Linked DNA regions of Homo sapiens: region 1 is linked to region 2. Evidence: chromatin contacts called from ENCODE Hi-C or POLR2A ChIA-PET data. All regions are on one chromosome and are shown on one strand. Each heading gives the region's core, a stretch centred on a gene start or an enhancer-like site at or near the end of the contact. The rest is flanking DNA. Distances are from core to core; before and after follow the strand shown.

Evidence for each region. Hi-C counts contacts between places; a loop is a spot of excess contacts on that map. ChIA-PET counts read pairs that join two places held with the same protein, here RNA polymerase II (POLR2A). Pooled maps may share reads with other maps.
Region 1: a loop to region 2 is called in a map of CD4-positive, alpha-beta T cell, with 2.5 times the contacts of the local background. The contact joins two enhancer-like sites. A Hi-C loop is called at or near these places in 2 of 168 maps with a recorded cell type or tissue (CD4-positive, alpha-beta T cell and naive thymus-derived CD4-positive, alpha-beta T cell) and 9 of 50 pooled maps. POLR2A ChIA-PET finds 5 or more read pairs at or near these places in 1 of 52 experiments (activated CD4-positive, alpha-beta T cell).

The regions. Positions count from the first base shown.
Region 1 is chr6:14,636,125-14,640,683 of GRCh38, reverse strand. All of the region lies in intron 2 of LOC101928354 (a long non-coding RNA gene), which reads left to right. Among named protein-coding and RNA genes, the nearest start is that of LINC01108, 350 kb to the right of the region's middle. RefSeq lists a silencer at 192-486 and enhancers at 1-978, 4,046-4,145. Within about 2 kb of position 1,328, at least 12 of the 41 ENCODE cell types and tissues checked have a DNase peak (open chromatin) inside an H3K27ac peak, as active enhancers do.
Region 2 is chr6:14,275,567-14,280,274 of GRCh38, reverse strand. LINC01108 (long intergenic non-protein coding RNA 1108) reads left to right here. Exons shown (of 2, transcript NR_108097.1): 2 at 1-148. Among named protein-coding and RNA genes, the nearest start is that of LINC01108, 7.5 kb to the left of the region's middle. Within about 2 kb of position 3,099, at least 7 of the 41 ENCODE cell types and tissues checked have a DNase peak (open chromatin) inside an H3K27ac peak, as active enhancers do.

The DNA.
Region 1 (4,559 bases), core at 79-2,578, 360 kb before region 2:
TTGGGGTAAAGCATAGATTTGGGCAGGAGAAGTGGGAGGGACCAGGGATTGAGGACTTTGTCAGCAAGGGTGAGATGTCTGCAGTAATTTTTGCAGACATGCAAACCAGTTGGGAGATGTTTATTTGGGTAAGTGTGGGTGGGACTAGGGTGAGTCACGTGAGGGGCCTAGGGCACAAAACTTAAGGAGACTTGCTCTCAGGTGCCACCTCTGCCTTTGCAGGATCCTGAGTCAGGTCTTCTTACTGCGCTCCCAGCTTGGTCTGGGAGTGGGCTGACCAGTGAGCAGCAGTTTTGCATATTCGCAAGATTGCTGCGAAAGCTCTGCATAGGAGGGATTGGAGACGGTGGGCGCTGTGTGAGACCGTGCAAATAGAGTTAATAGAGACAGAAAAGATGTGCAACCTGGATGGTGTGAATGGTGTGCTCCTGTAAAACAGTCAACACAGGCCAGGGACAATTCCACATGCTTTTCACATGTTAATTAATTTCCTGATGAAAGATAAAGCTTCTAGCCAGGAGTCCAGACAGCTGAGTTCTAGTCTAGCTCTGCTCTAAAGAGTCCTGGGAGCCCCTGTGGCCTCAGCTTTTTGACCTGTGAAATGACCGAGTAACAGACCATTTCATAGGTCCCTGAGAGCTCTAGAATCTCACGTCACTCATGACGTATGTTAATATCAGCTGGCCTCGAAAGAGAACCCGAGCCTTGGGGACCCCAATCTTGGATCTACAAGATCTCTCAGACCAGAAGCCCTGGGGGGTAAATCCCTCCATCCAGAATCTTGTCTTTCATCGATTCAGTGTGAACTACTTCTCAAATTTCTACATTTCTGGTCCCCCTTAAACACTGACATTCCAGTCAGTCTGATGTTAAATTCTGCTTTCCCCTTTCCACCTTGTGTTACCTACCACCACAGCCTGGCCCACATTTTTCTACCCCTCCCTCCTTCTGTCATTAACAAAACTCCCCAGACCCTTGCAAAGCCCCTACAGCAGAATTATCCCAAGAGAGAAACAGTGGATTTAATAAGCTTCCCCTTAGATGGCCCCAAATCCCTTCCAGTTGATTAGGGGAAAAAACAACTACACACAGGACAGTTTCCTGATGCGGGAGGTGAGAGAGAGAAAGAATAAAGAAAGTTCCTGAAGTCCTGGGCCTCAGGGACCAAATTAAGAAAGCAGCACCACTTATTCAAAATCAGATGAATGTCAGTGGGATGTTTGTCAAACAAACTTGTCATTATTTGTCACAATTTGAGGAAGTATCAGTCAATAGTCACACTCGAGCGCATAACAGAGTTATTTATAGCTGCCAGTCTAGAGTTTTAACTCATGCAGGGCCAAGGTTCGATGTTATAAACAGCTTTGTTTATAATGACTGCGTGGCTATAAATAGTTTGGTTCCCCGGGTGTCACAGAGCAGCCCCGGGATGGGCTGCCAAAACCAGCGCCAGGAAGCAGGCTGCAGCAGGGAGGTGAATCCTGGTGGTGGTTTTTTTTCTTCTCCGAGTACCCTTTCTGTGAGTCCTTGGCCAGAGTATTTCATGTTGTTCCTCAGTGTCCCTTTTGGAACGGGGAGTCGGGCTCCCTGGTGTTCCTGGGAGATGGTGGAAGTTACTCACTTAATGAATTAACATCTGCCCCAAGATCTGCTGTTGAAAGGGAGCCAGTATGGGGAGCACCGCCTCTTTTGTGCCTATTCACGGACAATGAGCTAATTACAGTCTCTCTCCTGCTGGAGGGTGGAGGGAGATATCCTGTTATTCCAGTGAACAGGCAAAGCTCTAAAGGTTTATTTACAGCTTCAGATTTAATTTGAACGACAGCAGCATCTCTTCTAAAAATACGAGGTTGTCAGAAATTTAGAAATTTACTAGTTTCTTGTGTCAGCAGAACCTTATCTAAGGAGTGGGAAGTTGGGGGATTTGTGGGGAGCAGAAAAGAGGAAGGGGAATATGTATACATAAATTTTACATGTAAAATACATAGGTATGTCAGCTTAAAAACTGATCATTTTACCAATTGGCACAGGGGCAGTATTCTCAACATCTTCCTGACAACCTCCAACCCCACCCTCCAAAAATGCAAATCTATTTGTCATATGGAAATTTCTTGATCGACTCTTTCCATGTCACGCTCAAAATCCTTACAGTCAATTTTAATACTATTAAGCTAAATCTTCTTTTGCTTTCTTTTTTTTTTTTTTTTAAGAAAAGGTGTGGCCATGAAAAAAAATTTATTGGATCTTAATTTGCAAGATTAGTTCTGGTTCATTTTATTGCAGTAATTTAATACTCATAATGATTTTCTGATGCATATGTTTTAGCAGCAAGATCTACTTCCTATTCATTTTTCATTTCAATGCAACTGACGTATATTAGGCAGCATGGTACAGATCTAAGGGAGCAGCACCCCGTGAGAAACTGACATCATTCTGCCATCTTGGCATCCTCCCAGACATGTGTTGAGCCCCAAGAAGCCTGCACCCAGGTATATCCAGGGATTCAGGACCGAAGGTGATAAGCAAGAAATCCTTCTTTAAAAAGGAGTTACCTGTTTTTCATGGATAGGATTATTAACATCATTACCATTATCATCATTACTGCAATTCTGGCTAAGGGAGCTGTGAGTTGCATCCTATTTGAATGTCTCCCACTGGATGGGAAGGAAGCAATGAGGGCCTCCTAAGTAAACCAACAATCACACTGCAGGGAAGGTGAATCATGGACTCCAATACCCAATGCCACAGGACTCTGACCCAGGTACTAGGGAGGGCATCCTGGAGGAGGTGGCCTCCGCATTGAATCCTACAGGAGGTTCCTTAGGGTGGTAATTGTGCCTTTTTGTTTCTGTACAGACACCTGCTGGCATAGTAGGCACATGGTACATCTTTGTAGAGAGAGTTAATGAAGGTGTATTCTTTTTAGGAAGTTGACAGTCCCTCTGGAACTCTATGTCATACATTAGCAATACATAAAAATAAACATGAATTTAAATGGTTAAAAATGAAAAATAAGAGAGAGGAGAGAGATATTTGTGGAGTGTGTGTGCTGGAGTAGAATGAGGACCCCCCATCTGATTGGTGCTCTGGAATTCCTAAACAAAACAATCAACTCCCTATTGGGAGTCGGCCCTTGCATGGCAAGAGTGTGCAAGGCCAAGGTGTAGGAAATGAAATGGAGCAATGAGCATGTTGAAGTGAATTGATCCGAGTGGAGTGACAGGCATCGTCAGCATTTCCTCTCTGTTTATTTTTACATGAGGCTTTACCCATACGTGAGGCCAAGACCTCATCCGTTGTGGGTTCCAATTCTGTGTTCATGAAGGAGGTGGCATTAAGCTAAAAGGAAGAGGATAAGTACAAGGAGATGGACATTATATCAAGTTTCTCCCTTAGTCTTTCAGTTCTTCTCAAATACTTTTTCTTGTGGTTATACTTAGTTTCATGATTATTTCTACCATTTTTAAAAGAGAGATTCTCAATGTTTATTTTAAAACAAAAAGGACAGATGTTTTTCCACATTGTTATTGGGTGAAGGGGGAATTTTAATATTCACATTATCAAGCATCTGATTTCAGAGAAGATTCTTAGAATCGGAAATCTGTTTGCCCAGTCACTCATAGCTCCCATCTCAGAGATATTATGACGATATATCCTTGACCTAAATGTTCCCATTTAAAGGAAAAGGAACAGAACAATAAATTTTGCAGCATAACATGTAAATCTGATGACGGCTTATGCTTAATATTTTTGTTTATTTCTGTTTCTAAGAATTTTCCTCAATGCCGAGTACCAGCTGAGGAGGATGTGGTATAAATGTATTAAGCAGCTTAGGGTCTCTGGCCACTAATTCTTAGGATTGTAGCTTTTTAGAGCTTCAGGAAACAATTAGAATTTTCTACTTTAGTTCTCTCTTTTTTACAAATGTGGAAGCTGAGCCATTTGACTTCTAAGAGACAGAGTTGGGATAGAACAAATGTCTCTTGGCTCTTAGAAAAGATAACTAATATTTGTTAGACACAAATAGTTGTGCCCTTTACAAAGGTGCAGTGTGGTGGTTAAGGATGAGGGCTCTGGGGCCAGACAAGCCTAGGTTTGTATGTTGGCTCTGTCACTATTTGTGAGGCAGTGAAATGTTACTTCTCTTCTTTAAGCCTCAGCTTTCTTCATCCATAAAATGGAAACACTAATGACACAACAACAGAGGCATTGGAACGACTGAATGAGATAAAGCAGGTCAAGTACTTTGCGATTGTTCCTGACACATGGGACATCTTTAACATGTGACACAAACCACAGTGAAAACAAAACCAAAAAGCAAAACAACCACCCCACAGCTAGGCTTTTTGTTCTTTCAGCCTGGTAGGATCTGTACAGAGATGTTACTGGTGAAGCTTCTTTCTTCTTCACGTCCTTTTGTACATGTTTATTTCCATGGGGGTGGAGAAGCCCTCTGAGAGAGAAACACACGAGTCCCATTCACCATTAGGCTTTGGGTACAGTGACAGATCTGATGGATGGGTGGGTAGCGATGGGGAACAGGGAGGGGAGGTCCTGGT
Region 2 (4,708 bases), core at 1,850-4,349:
CTCCCTCTCTGCCTGCAATCACCAGTGAAAGGCCAAGTGAGGACATAATAGAAGCCATCCCTTCCCAGAACCCAGCCATGCTGGCACCCTGATCTCTAGCTTCTCAGCCTCCAGAACTGTGAGAAATAAATGTCTGTTGTCTACTCCACCCAGGTCGTGGTCATTCATTATAGCAGCACAAACAGACTAAGACAGTAGGGAACAGTGATTGTTACATTATAGGTGCTTAGCTAACTTGCTCACTGATCGGCTGAGGTCTCTCCCCTGCCATTAAACAGTGAACCAACAATTAGTTAGCAAATGCAATTTCAGCTTCTACTGAGGGAAAGATAATACACCCAGCAGTGTGAAGAAATTTCTTTGCAGAACCAAACTAAAGGTCCAGGTTACTAAACACAGCATTAGTTTTTCTCAAATCAGTATGTGTTGTTATACAGGCAAGCCTAATTAATCATATTTCCAGGGTATACACTGAATAATCTGAGAGAAGAAATCAATTACCTAAATTCGTGGTTCTCATAATTCGAAGCAGTCGAATTTCAAAGTGTAGGTTTTAAATCAGAACTGTTGATCGTGACAGATGGGGACATGGGAGGGAGGTGTGCATTTTAAATTTTAAAGAAACGTAATTTTATAGCAACCTGCATCTGTTAATAGGTTACATCTGTATCTTTTCAATGTTGCAGACATATAAGGCAAAAGAAATATTTTATAGATAATTCAACTAATTGACAGGCCTTTTGTTATTTCTTTGTTTTTTGGGGTTTTTTTGTTTTGTTTTGTTTTTGGTTTTGGTTTTTTTGGTTTTTTGTTTTGTTTTGTTTTTTGAGATGGAGTCTCGCTCTGTCACCCCGGCTGGAATGCAGTGGTGGGATCTTGGCTCACTGCAACCTCTGTCTCCCAGGTTCAAGCAATTCTTGTGCCTCAGCCTCCCGAGTTGCTGGGACTACAGGTGTGCGCCACCACGCCCAGCTAATTTGTTTTGTATTTTTAGTAGAGACAGGGTTTCACCATTTTGGCCAGCCTGGTCTCAAACTGCTGCCCTCAAGTGATCCACCTGTCTTGGCCTCCCAAAGTGCTGATTACAGGCCTGTGCTACTGCACCTGGCCTCTTTTCTTATTTCTAAATCTACTAACAGAGGCTGTTGACTTAGCACTTCTGCCCAAGCTCCTTCAAAGGCAAAACCATGCAGGAGGTGGGGAAGGTGCCTAGAATAAAAGGATGTAACAAATACAAGATGAGGAACAAGTAATATCATTTTTCTTATTGCTTGTTAATTATAATAACTCAGAAGTTGAAGCTTAAATATGTCTCCTTATCTTTTTTTATTCTTCTTTAATTAGTTCTGTTCAGTGAGCACCCTGGTTGGCATGTGTAAGACGTGCTCAGGAATACTCAGCCAATGACACTATAGGATTGCCGGATTTAGCAAAACTGATGTTGTAAAGCCGCTTGAAACTTCTAACGTGTGTAGAGAATTGTATGCACTTTAACAACAGATACATTTTCTTTCCTCTCCTAAGCTGCATTTGTGCCCATCCATTCTTGACCACATGCCTGTATGGCTGCTGTTGCTAGGGAGCCTGGATGTGACAAAGGGCTTTACAGCTCAAAGATCAGAGGGACCAGGACGCTGTGAGCAGCTGCCAGTGGGAACCTGGGCAGCTAAATGCAAGGGGCACTTTCCCCTCGCTGGCAAAGCAGCATCTGGGGGCTGCACTGGTTCCTGCCCCCACCTTCCTCTCCCTCTCCTCCTCCCCGTCTTTTGCCCCCTACCTCTCCCTCCATCTCCTCCTCCCCTTCTTCGAACTCACCTGCCCACCAGGGGCTGGGTAGTGAGTGAAACAGGAGAGGGTGCCCATCAAAGTGGTTTGGCGAGTGGCTACTGCTCAGTATTGCCATATGCAAGGGGCACTTCTGATTTTTCTATATTTTTCAAGCTATGCCAGTTATCTGGGTGTTGTGTGAAGTCACCATATTATTATTATTTCTTTTGAGATGTAGTCACCGTATTCTTCAGCACTGATGACTAACTTGAGTCTTTGAAAAACACCGTGCAAGCTAAAGCAAATGTCTCTGTGGGCTTCCCGACTGCAACCTCTGGGTTAAGGGAAGCCCAGTAGGTGTTTCTCTTTCCTGTCCTACCACCCTGAAGCCTGCCACGGATTCATTCAACAAGTGTTTTTGGACATTGACTATGTGCCAGGCACTGTTCTGTGCTGGACATAAGGCAGTGAAAACTCAGATAAAATGCCTGTTCTCAATAGGCCACATTCACTGAGAGATGGACAGTAAACAAAATGAGTAAGAAGAAAATGTATACTATATTAGATAGTACACAGGGCTATGGAGGAAAACAAAGCAAGATGGCAATAGGAAAGGTGGTTTAGTGTCCACTTTTGAATAGAAAAATTGGAGAAAACTTCAGTGAGAAGGCAGCAAGTCAACAAGAACCTGAAGGAATAAGCCACCTAGAGAACAAGAGAAGAACATTCTAGAGAGAGAGAGTGACGGCAAGTGCAAAGGTCCTGAGGCATGTAGCAAAGGGACTGGTCAGCAGGAGAGGTGGGAGTGAGTGAGTGAGAGCAGGGAAGAGTAGGAGGGAGGCCAGAGAGATGGGGTGGGACAGCCCACTGAGCAGCCTCTGCAATCCATGAAACTGTGGGGGAATTCTGAGCAGAGCAGAAAGTTGACCTGGCATGTTCTCACAGGTCACCCAGGCTGCTGTGTTGAGAGCAGACTGCAGGGAGGCAAAGTGGAGGAGGGAGGCTATGACAGTGATCACAGCAATGGAGATGATGGCAGCTCAGAGCGGGAAGATAGCACACAGGTGGAAAGAGAATGGTCAGATCCATTGCTAGGCAGGCCTCAGGAAATACCAGGTATGGAATTTCCCATCTCCTGGATTTGTTTTAGTCACCTATCAAAAGTAAAATGTAGCATCACGTTTAAAGAATTTTCCACTTAAAAAACCAAAACTGTTCACTTAGCTGCCTTAAAACTCTTTGCTGCCTTGATAGTCTGGCTTCCTGTGCACGGAGAGATCTGTTGACTCTAGCAGGATGAGTTAAGTGAGATCACAAGACACAGAAAGAGGAATAGACAGATCTGAAAATAAGCACTGGCTCATGCACCCAGAACCTAAAGCAGACCAAAATAAACCACATCCTCCCACCACTTTATTTTTTTATATTTAAGGGTTTTTTTGTTGTTTAGCAAAGTATAATTTTAGAGGTGGCAACCAGTTTGAAAAAAAGATGAGCAGGAGGAGAAGGGAAAGAAGAGGACGAGAAAGAGGAGGAGGAGGACAAGGAGGAGGAAGAGCAAGAAAAAGAGAAAGAGGAGGAGGAGTAAGAGGAGGAAGAGAAGGAGGAGGAAGAGGAGGAAGAGGAGGAAGAGGAGGAGGACCCTTAGCCAGGAGCCCAGGACTCAGGAGCAGTGCTGGCCCTTCCCTCTGTCACGAGTGGCTGCATGTAAGGAGAATGAGAATTGCAGACTTGAGCTGTTCAGAACCTCAAAATGTCTCTAATTAGAGACAGATTCAATGTCTGCTATATGTGCTATGTGCCACAGCATTTCCTGTTAATTAAAAGTCATTCACAGCTCTGTGGGTTAAAGGGCCTATTCCATACTCCAGATACTCCTAAAAGTGCTTAGGAAGGGGTAGGAGGAAAGGCATGGCCCACCTGAAAATAGTCCTGCTTCCCCTTGAGACCAGAGTGACCAGCAAATCACCGTGGCAGGTGGCATCTTCTCCCCTCCACAGCAGAGGCTCAGGCACTCCATTAAAAAGGGAGGTAACTGTCATCTCTCAATTCCAGGAATTCCTTCATTCTCTGCCCACCACTTCACCTTCTTTGGGCTCCCTCTCTGGCCTGACCTCCCAGCAGCACCATGTTTAGGTTCTCTTATTTGCCAAGACTCCCTAATAAAGATGCCTTGGCACTCAGCCCATATCCCCTCCACACTTCCCTCGATGTCTGAGGCTGCTCACTGCCAACCCTGGCATTCTGCTTTTTGCCTGGTTTGGGGAACCTTCTAGGTCCACCTGCAGGGAATCCAGAGTGCCAGGTCACTGCCCAGAAAGCCTGCCTCAAGCAATCATGAGCAAGGAACTGTTGGATAATGCCCAGCTTCCTCGTCCCGTAGATGGATTAAATCCAAGGCATGTTCTAAAGTGTCTCCGGGAGCTCCCTGTGGGATCAAGCTCCAGGTGCCCACTGTGGCAAATGGCTTAATAAGCCCCCTTGCTTCCCTCCCTTATCTGTCTCCCTTCCCCCATCCATGCTTCCTGGCCTAACCTCCTAAATAAATGATTTGTGCTTGAAGTCTTGCCTCAGTGTCTGCATTCAGAAGGACCTATCTAAGACACCCATCCACCGCCTCTGACTTGTGCTTCCCCAGGAGAAAGTTCTGCCTGCCCAACTCCTCTGATCCTGCCCTAACCCCCACAGGCAGGGCCCTTCCAGTCCAGGCTAGGCTTCTAGAACAGCTCCCCAGCACAGCCTGGCACCTGCGTCCCTGCGCATCAGGGGCAGGCATTATTGCCTCCTCGCCTTCACCCCCACCCACCTCTGCTGGAGGCTCATGCTCCGTCCTGTCCCAGGAGCCATGGCTATGAGCAGGGTGCCCCTCACAAGCATTCTGCAGCCGCTGCTGCTGGCAGCTGTGGTTTCCTATCAGCTGCTGCGTGCAGGCTGAGGGAGA